Regions from separate parts of the Homo sapiens genome. Here region 2 is linked to region 1. The links are chromatin contacts, found by Hi-C in ENCODE. All regions are on one chromosome and are shown on one strand. The core of a region is the stretch at or near the end of the contact, and the rest is flanking DNA. Distances in the headings are between cores, read along the strand shown. Region 1 holds the start of CTB-30L5.1 (a long non-coding RNA gene). Region 2 has its middle 44 kb from the start of LINC02577.

Region 1 (3,973 bases), core at 959-3,458:
TTTGTCATGCCTCAAGAACTATCAGCAATTTCCCCAGTGTGCTCTATTATTTCTTGCCTATGTGTCTTCCCCTCAAAAGGCACAAGAACATTTTGATGCAACATCTTAATATGCTCATATTTTAATGCAGTCTAAAGTAGTAATCAAACATTTAGCTAGTCTTTATTTTTCTTTCCTGAATAATGACTGTAATAGACATTCTTAACCCATTCTTCTACCCTTCCCTTTTGATTCTCTCCAGGATGATGATGACACCAATGACCTTCAGCTGATTGGCTCCCCGTTTTAATCTGCCATCAGTAGTCTTAAATTATCTTAAGTGTCCTGCTTCAAGTTACATTGTTTCTGCTACTTCAAATGCCCTCTATTTTGCTTGTCTTCAGAGGGCACCCCATTCTCCTTTTATTACCATTGCCACCACATTCCTCTCTCACCTCTCAGGAAATCCTTCCAGTTCTGCATTTTAGTCCCTGATTACAATCGACCACACCGTCTCTGTGCCCTGTCTCCAATTTCTATATTCACTCCTGTTGACACCTCTTACATTTTTATGTCCCTCCATAGGAAATAATCTCTCTGAGGACAGGGATCATTCATTTTCCTGGTTTCTAGCACTTCCTACAGCTTTGGAACAGAACATGTACTCCCTTAATTGACACCAATGCATAGGGAGAGCACAGTAAGGACCACAGTAGATCCAGGGGATGAGGTACTGCCCTTCATTAGAAGCGAGGGCCCTTGGTGTGCCCCCGTATGGGAGGAGGGTTTACGAGAGGGCAGACAGTGGTGGGGAGAGAAAATTGGAATCCGATTTATAGTAATGGAATCTCAAAGGAATGCTACTATCTTATTCGTATGCTTCCCTATTATATGTATCCTAAGGAAAATTAATATTTTTTTCTCTAAATAGTTTTTTAAGGTAATATATATGTAGTAAAAATTCATATAGTATAAAAGGATATTCAATGAAAGTAAAGCTCTTTCCTACCCTATTCTCCATTATTCTTTCCCAGAGGTGACCACCAGTCTCAGTTTCTAGTCTTTTCCTTAAAAACCTTTAAGTATAGAAATGCATATTACATATACATTTATAACACACCATGCAAATATATCTAAATCCAAACCTAACTGTACATCTATATCTATATTTTAATATACAGTTGGTAGCATCCTATCATCAAGAGCTCTCTATTTTAGCTCATAAAGACATTATTATTATTTTAGTGCAGTAGGAACACATAACTTGAGGTCTACCTTCTTAGCAAATTTTTAAGTGTACATGATAGTGCACCATTATTTATTAAACTGCTACATTATATTACTACTATAACTGCATGATATTTAATCAGTTCCCTATTGATAAATATTTAATTTGTTTTGGTCTATTACTATTTCAAGCACTGCTGTAATGAAAGTCCTTGCACGTATGTGTATGAATCAGGGTCCAGCAGAAGCAGATGGCACATCCCAAGCTTACCTGACGAGTTTAGTCATGGAGGTACTATTTACACAGGTGCTGGCAGGATGAATAGAACCAGCAATAAATGGCTAAACATTCAGGAACTCCCAACAGTGACAAGCCTTCACCACCCCAGGCATGAAGGGATAAGGGGAGGGAGCAGTGTTACTAGAAGCCAGTGAGACCATGGCTGTGGGAGAGAGGCCAGCCAAACGGAGCTACAGCCACATGGTGAGGAATGGAGCCAGTAGCCAAACTGCAGCCATCAGAGTAGGAGCAAGAGGAATAAATACCCTGACTGCTATCTCCTTTTGCTCTCTGGTTTTCTGCTGGTTCTTCCAGCTGCTGAATAGAAGTGGAAGTCAGAGGTTGGGGAAGCCCAGGTGATGCAGTCCATGGAGGTCAGTCTGCAAGGTACAGGGTAGGCAGGGAGAGGAAGGATAAATGGGGAATAATCAGTGTAATATGTTGTTACACAAATGTGCCATTAATCTAGTAGAAATTTTCCTAGAAGTTGAATTGTGGTGTCAGCAGGAAGGAAAGAGCTGGCCACATGTCCCTCAATCTCCCTTCTCCTCCTCTTCCATGGTAATACAATGCAAAGCTGTGCAAATGGCGGCCCAGAATTAAGACTACATTTCCCAGCCTCCTTTGCAGCTAGAGCAGTGGAACGGGAAGTGTCGCGTGACAGCTTCTGAAAAACTTCTCTGAGAGACAGATGACAAGTGCCTTCTGTCCTCTATTCTTTATTCGTTTTTGTACTTCACATGCTGCCTAGGGCCACACCCTTTTGGTGGTGAGTGGGGAGCTGGAAGGAGCCAGGTTCTTGAGGACTTTATAGGGTAAGAGCTGCCCTGCCAGTTCTAAGCTATATACCTCCAGATTTTATTTATTTGGGAGAGAAATTAACTTTTACCTCGTTTAAGCAACAGTTATTTTCTTTTCTATGTCAAGTACCTAAATCTAATCCTAATGAATATAATGGGTATAAAATTTTTGAATTTTTATGGGTGTTGTCAAGCTTGGTTTATTTAATTTAAAAATATCTAATTGACAGATAAAAAGTATATATATATTCAAGGTGTACAACATGTTGATGTGATACACATATATGTACACTGGATACTGATTACTACGATTACTACAGTCAAATTAATTAACACATCTATTACAACCCGTAGTTAACATGTGTGCGTGTGTGTGTGGTGGTGTGGTGTTTTAAGTTGAATTTTCCAGACTTTCTGGGTTTGAATCTCAGCTTCTCCATTTACTAGACATGTGATCTTGAACAAGTTTCTTAATCATTTTGTGCCTTAGTGTTCTCATAGTGATAGTGATAGAAACTACCTCATTTGGTTGTTATGAGGAGTAAATGAGTTAGAATATCTGAAACACATAGAACGTCTATCTGACATAGCTGATACTCAAAAAAAGTAAGCTATTTATATTATTATTACTAGTATCATTTTTAATTGTCCTCCAAAGAAGATGTACCAATTTGTCTATTCACTGTCTGGAAGTGTCTCTTTCTCTCCTTTCATCAATACTGTGCATTAGCAAAGATTTTTGTCCAGTAAATGAATAGTGATATTTCATTTTATTTTAAATTACCATCTAAAATTTTAAGGTTGAATATCTTTTTATATTTTTATGCCATTTATATTTATTTTCTGGTGAATTTTCTGTTTGTGTGCTCTGTTCATGATTTTTTTTTGAAATAACTCTCGAATGTATAATGAAAATTAGCCTTTTGCATGCTATGGGTGGGGCAAATATTTTCCCAAGTTTTTATTTGTCTTTGACATTATTTTTTCCATACATAAATTTTAACATAGTAAAAATGATCCTTCTTTTTCATTATAACATCTGAGCTTAATGAGAAAGGTCTTTCTCACTCTGGAGTATAAAAATAATTCCCCATGTTTTTTTCTGGAAGTTTATAGATTGGTTTATATCAAAATATTTTTCCATTTGGAATTTAATTTGGAGTAGACAGTGAAGAACGAGTTGAAGTAATTCTTCAGAAAGCTTGGTTGGAGGGTTGACAAAAATGAGCTATCTGACATATAAATCCTGCAGAAGTTATAGCTTACTGATCCGCACAATAGGTATATTTTAAACAAGTATGCCAGTACGCCCTGGCCATCGGGCATGCAGAAGTTTGCTGAGTTTGCCTCTTCAGCTTTCTCTTCTTTGTGGGAAACACATGGGTTGTTTGTGATCATATCTTGTGTTTCTAGAGTAAGGTCTTGCCAGGTCTAGCATAATTACTTAACCAGTTTGCAAAACTGCCTTTCACACATCATATCACCTGGTTCTCACGTCCAGGTAGTACACAATTTCTTCTCCTGCCAGCAGGGCCACCTTGCTATTCGTTCACAGGATAAATAATAATGCCACAGTATGTCATACCTGTGCTAACAATGACCCATCTGTGGACATGACAGTCAGGGACTACCTATGCTTCACAGCCAAGGAGGGATGGAGCCCAGCAAGCTGCACCAGGACCTGCCA
Region 2 (3,973 bases), core at 414-2,913, 130 kb before region 1:
GACTGTAAGATGCCAATTTACAATTCCTGTTATTTTTAATGTATTTTGTATAATGGGGACAATAGAAAGGCAGTGATAGCCCTGACAAAGAACAGAAAGCTCTGAGTCCAGTAGGATGAGAAGGAGTTATCCAAATGAAGATGTCTAAGGGCAGTTGATACCAGACAAAGTGAGCAGTATTAAGAAGAAAGTATGGGAGCAGACAAATGACTGGAGATGTCTGAATCTCGGCTGAAAGTGATGACAGTGATGAGAGGCAGGATGGTGGTGTTAGTAGTTTGCAAGGTGAATATCATTGAAATTAAATGTCTTTGAGAGTATCATCACTCATATTCCAGGGTCAAAGGAGTCTTTAGGTGGGCAAAGGTGCTAAGCCAGGCATCAAAGCTCCAAAAGAGCAGAGCAGAGCAGAGAGAACAGACACCAACGACAGCAGCAAGCAATTGTGGATGAAATTATCAACTAAGGGAGTTTCACATGGGCATGAGGCGATAATCAAGATTTGACAATAGGGAGAAAGGTTAACACGGTCTTTGGGAGGAAGTGCTCTGAAAGAAACTTCGCTGGGCAAAGCAGAGCTCTGGCAAATTGAGCTTCACCCAATCTTGTCCTGCAGAGAAGCCAAGTCTCCACTGAATACAAAGAGACACACCCTTCTGCCTGGACGGTATCAGTAGGTAGGAGAAAGGATCATGAGGGAGAAAGGATGGGGTCAGAAATGTATGATATGGGAGTGTTTTGGTGGCGAGTTGTGGGGTGGAACCTCTTGTGGTATCCCTCGGTGGTGAGATGGACCTCCCACACAAAATTTGGTTTAGATGTCAAGACTCATGATGCCACACATACACAAAGAGGGGATGGAAGGTTTATTGCACATGTAATGAGGTTTTCTAGAGGGAACAGGGCAGGCTCCCAAGCAGATCTGAAAATGCCTTGAAAGAGCAGGGAGGGGAAACCTCCCTGCTTGGGGTTTTATAATAGTTAGGGAGTGAGGCTGGGTTGCTGGTTTCCTCATGCTGGCCAACGTTTGTATGGTTTGAATTTCCCATCGGTGCCAAAGGAGCACCAAGGCTTTTTTTCTTTTTTCTTTTTTTAAATTTTTTTTTTTATCAGCTTGCTTGGATGTGGGGCACAAAAGGAAGGAGGCGTGGCAGGGCTTGACAGCTGTCAGCTGTTAAACATCAACAATGGAGTCAGACTCCTTATTATTGAGTACTAGAGAGCACTGGTGAGCCTGAACCTCAAGATAATTAAAACCACAGGGCTGCCCATAGGACATGCACTTAATTCCTTAGAGGAAGTCGGTAACCAGTGACTGTAGAGGCCAAGACTCTATAGCCTATGTGAAATTTTGGGACTTTTGTAATTTTCCATGTTTCTCATTTGTATTATTTTCTATTTTCTGTTGGGGTTATTACAAAAATTCACATAACAAAAAGGGCCAATAATCTTGTCATCTGGGATCGTGTGTGTACACATATGCACATGTATGCATTTATAGTGTGTTTGTATGCTGGATATAGCTGATTGGCACTCAGCCATTTCCAGCTCTTTTTTTGAATGCTGGAAACCACGTTTCCCTGACTCCTTTGGATGAATTTATTAAATACGCTTTGTTTTACATGTAGAAAGCAGAAGTGAAACAGAAGCCACCTTCCTTCTATTGTCTGTTTTTCTGTGTGTGAACAAGATCTTGGACCATCTCCAAGATCTCACGTTTTTCTGAAGTGGTGTTCTAGTGTTCAGACATTAGCTTCATAGATGGTTATAGGCAGTTGTGGTGTGGCAGCAGTAGCTTCTCGATCCTGACTTTCTGATCCTGGGACACAGCTATCCTTGTGGGTTCATGAACTCAAAAGTTCCAGTGTCAGCCTGCTGGCTACTCACCATCCTGATTGCTGCAGAGCAAGTAGCTTGCCTGGATAGTCAGTTCTGCATTGTTCTAGGAGTTATTCCTGGGGGCCCAACCTTGAGCCTGCTCCTCCAGCCATTCTAGTTCATATGTAAACACCCAATTTCCTTTATTAAATTCCTTTGTGCTTAATACAAATAGATAGGTTTCTATATTTTGCCCTGAACCTTTATTATCATTGTATGTTTGTGTTAGTAGAGGGGACTGGTATGGGGGCAATGAAAATGGGGGGATGATGCTCAGCTCTAAACCTTTCTATGACATAGGGGGGTATAGGGACCCTACAGGTGAGAGAATGGTGGCCTCAATGGAAAGATTAGCTGGGACCTGAGAAGATCTTCTGGATCAGAGGGGGAATGCAAGGAAAAGGCGTTTGGGGTTCCCAGAAATCCTCCCTCTGACTCTACTGAACTTGGGGCTACAAAGAAAGTAGGTCTTAGGTGAATTTCTTGAATCAGTAGTTAATTGTGTTTAGTATCTTATTTATTGTTTTGCGTATGCATTGTTTTCATTCTAAATTTCTAGAAGCTTATTCTCCTAAGTAGTTTTTATACTCTCAGTGTAATCATAGTACACTTAGAAAACCCCAATTTCTTTTTCTTTCCTTTTTTCATCCATAGGTGAGAGGTAACTTGAGTATGGTCTCCATTGAAACTCATACGCCTATCCCTAAATTTAGTAGAAAAAGAAAGAAACTTACTTAGGGCAAACATGGTGACAATTTCCAAGATGATTAAAGTAACACTGAGGCCTTAATGTATCATACAGTGCTGGCAGGGGAAGTAATTCTTTCATTCAATTCAACAAGTACTTGTGAGGTGTATTAAGCTTTGTCACTTCCTGGGCCTCCACCCCCTCTCCCTCTTCTCCAGCTTAGCCACTCACTTTCATGACACACCTTGGAACCTGTCATCACCTGGAACTGTACCACCTCTGCAGTCTTTACCTCTGATGTACCATTATCTGATTATAAACTCCTACTTGGCAGATGGATTTGCCTTCTATTTCAGTGAGGAAGTTGAGGTTTCTAGTTGGGAATTTCCTCAACTTTTTGACTTCAGCCAATGACCTTATTTAAACCCATAACCTGATATCCATAACCACTTCTTTTACTCAGTCTTAAATCAATAATTTAAAAAAGTTTTTATTAACACATAATTCAGATAACATACAATTTCCCCATTTAATGCGTACAATTCACTGGTTTTTAGTATTTTCACAGAGTTGTGCAACCATCACCACAATAAATTTTAAATCATTTTCATCACCACAAAGAGAAATCCCTTGGCCATCCGTCCTCATTCCCCCATTGCTCCTAGCTCTAGGAAACCACAAACCTACTTTCTTTCTCTGTGAATTTCCATATTCTGGACATTAAATATAATGGAATAATACAATATATAATCCTTTGTGACTGTCTTTTTTCACTTAACATAACGTTTTCAAGGTTCATCCACACTGTGTCATGTATCAGTTCTTCATTCCTTTTTGTGGTTGAATAATATTCAAGTGTATGCTTATGCCACATTTTATTTATACATTCATTAGTTGATGGACATTTGGGTTATATCTAACTTTTGCCTATTATTAAGAATGCTACTATGAATATTCACACACAAGGTTTTATGTGGACATATGTTTTTATTTCTCTTGGGTATATACCTAGGAGGGGAATTGCTGAGCTGTATGGTAGCACTATATTTAATTATTTGAAAAATTGCCAGACTGTTTTCCAAAAGATGTACTATGTTACATTTCCATTAGGAGTGCATGAGAGTTCCAATTTCTTTGCATTTTTGCTAACTTGTTATTATCTAACTTTTTGATTAGAACCATCATAATCTGCATGAAATAGCAGCCCATTGTAGGTTTGATTTGCATTTCCCTGAGGCTAATGAAGTTGATCATTTTTTTCATGTGCATATTGGCCATTTATATATCTTTTTTGGAAAAATGTCTATTCAGGTTCTTTGCTTTTTTGAAAATTATTTGTCTTTTTATTGTTAAGTTGTAAGGGTTCTTTATATATTCCACACACAAGTCCTTCATCAGATATATGAT

What was found. A loop is a pair of places that touch in the nucleus more often than their neighbours do. Pooled maps may share reads with other maps.
Region 2: a pooled map shows a loop between it and region 1 (5-fold over the local background). The contact joins the enhancer-like site here to the promoter of CTB-30L5.1 in region 1. A Hi-C loop is called at or near these places in 3 of 168 maps with a recorded cell type or tissue (B cell, endothelial cell of umbilical vein and naive thymus-derived CD4-positive, alpha-beta T cell), 4 of 37 single-sample maps with no recorded cell type and 12 of 50 pooled maps.

The regions. Positions count from the first base shown.
Region 1 is chr7:106,597,082-106,601,054 of GRCh38, reverse strand. It overlaps CTB-30L5.1 (a long non-coding RNA gene), which reads left to right and starts at 2,208. Exons shown (of 4, transcript NR_187788.1): 1 at 2,208-2,301. RefSeq lists an enhancer at 2,050-2,099.
Region 2 is chr7:106,729,046-106,733,018 of GRCh38, reverse strand. No RefSeq gene overlaps it. Among named protein-coding and RNA genes, the nearest start is that of LINC02577, 44 kb to the left of the region's middle. RefSeq lists an enhancer at 1,530-1,579. Within about 2 kb of position 1,663, at least 5 of the 41 ENCODE cell types and tissues checked have a DNase peak (open chromatin) inside an H3K27ac peak, as active enhancers do; they include endothelial cell of umbilical vein, where a contact is called at or near this core.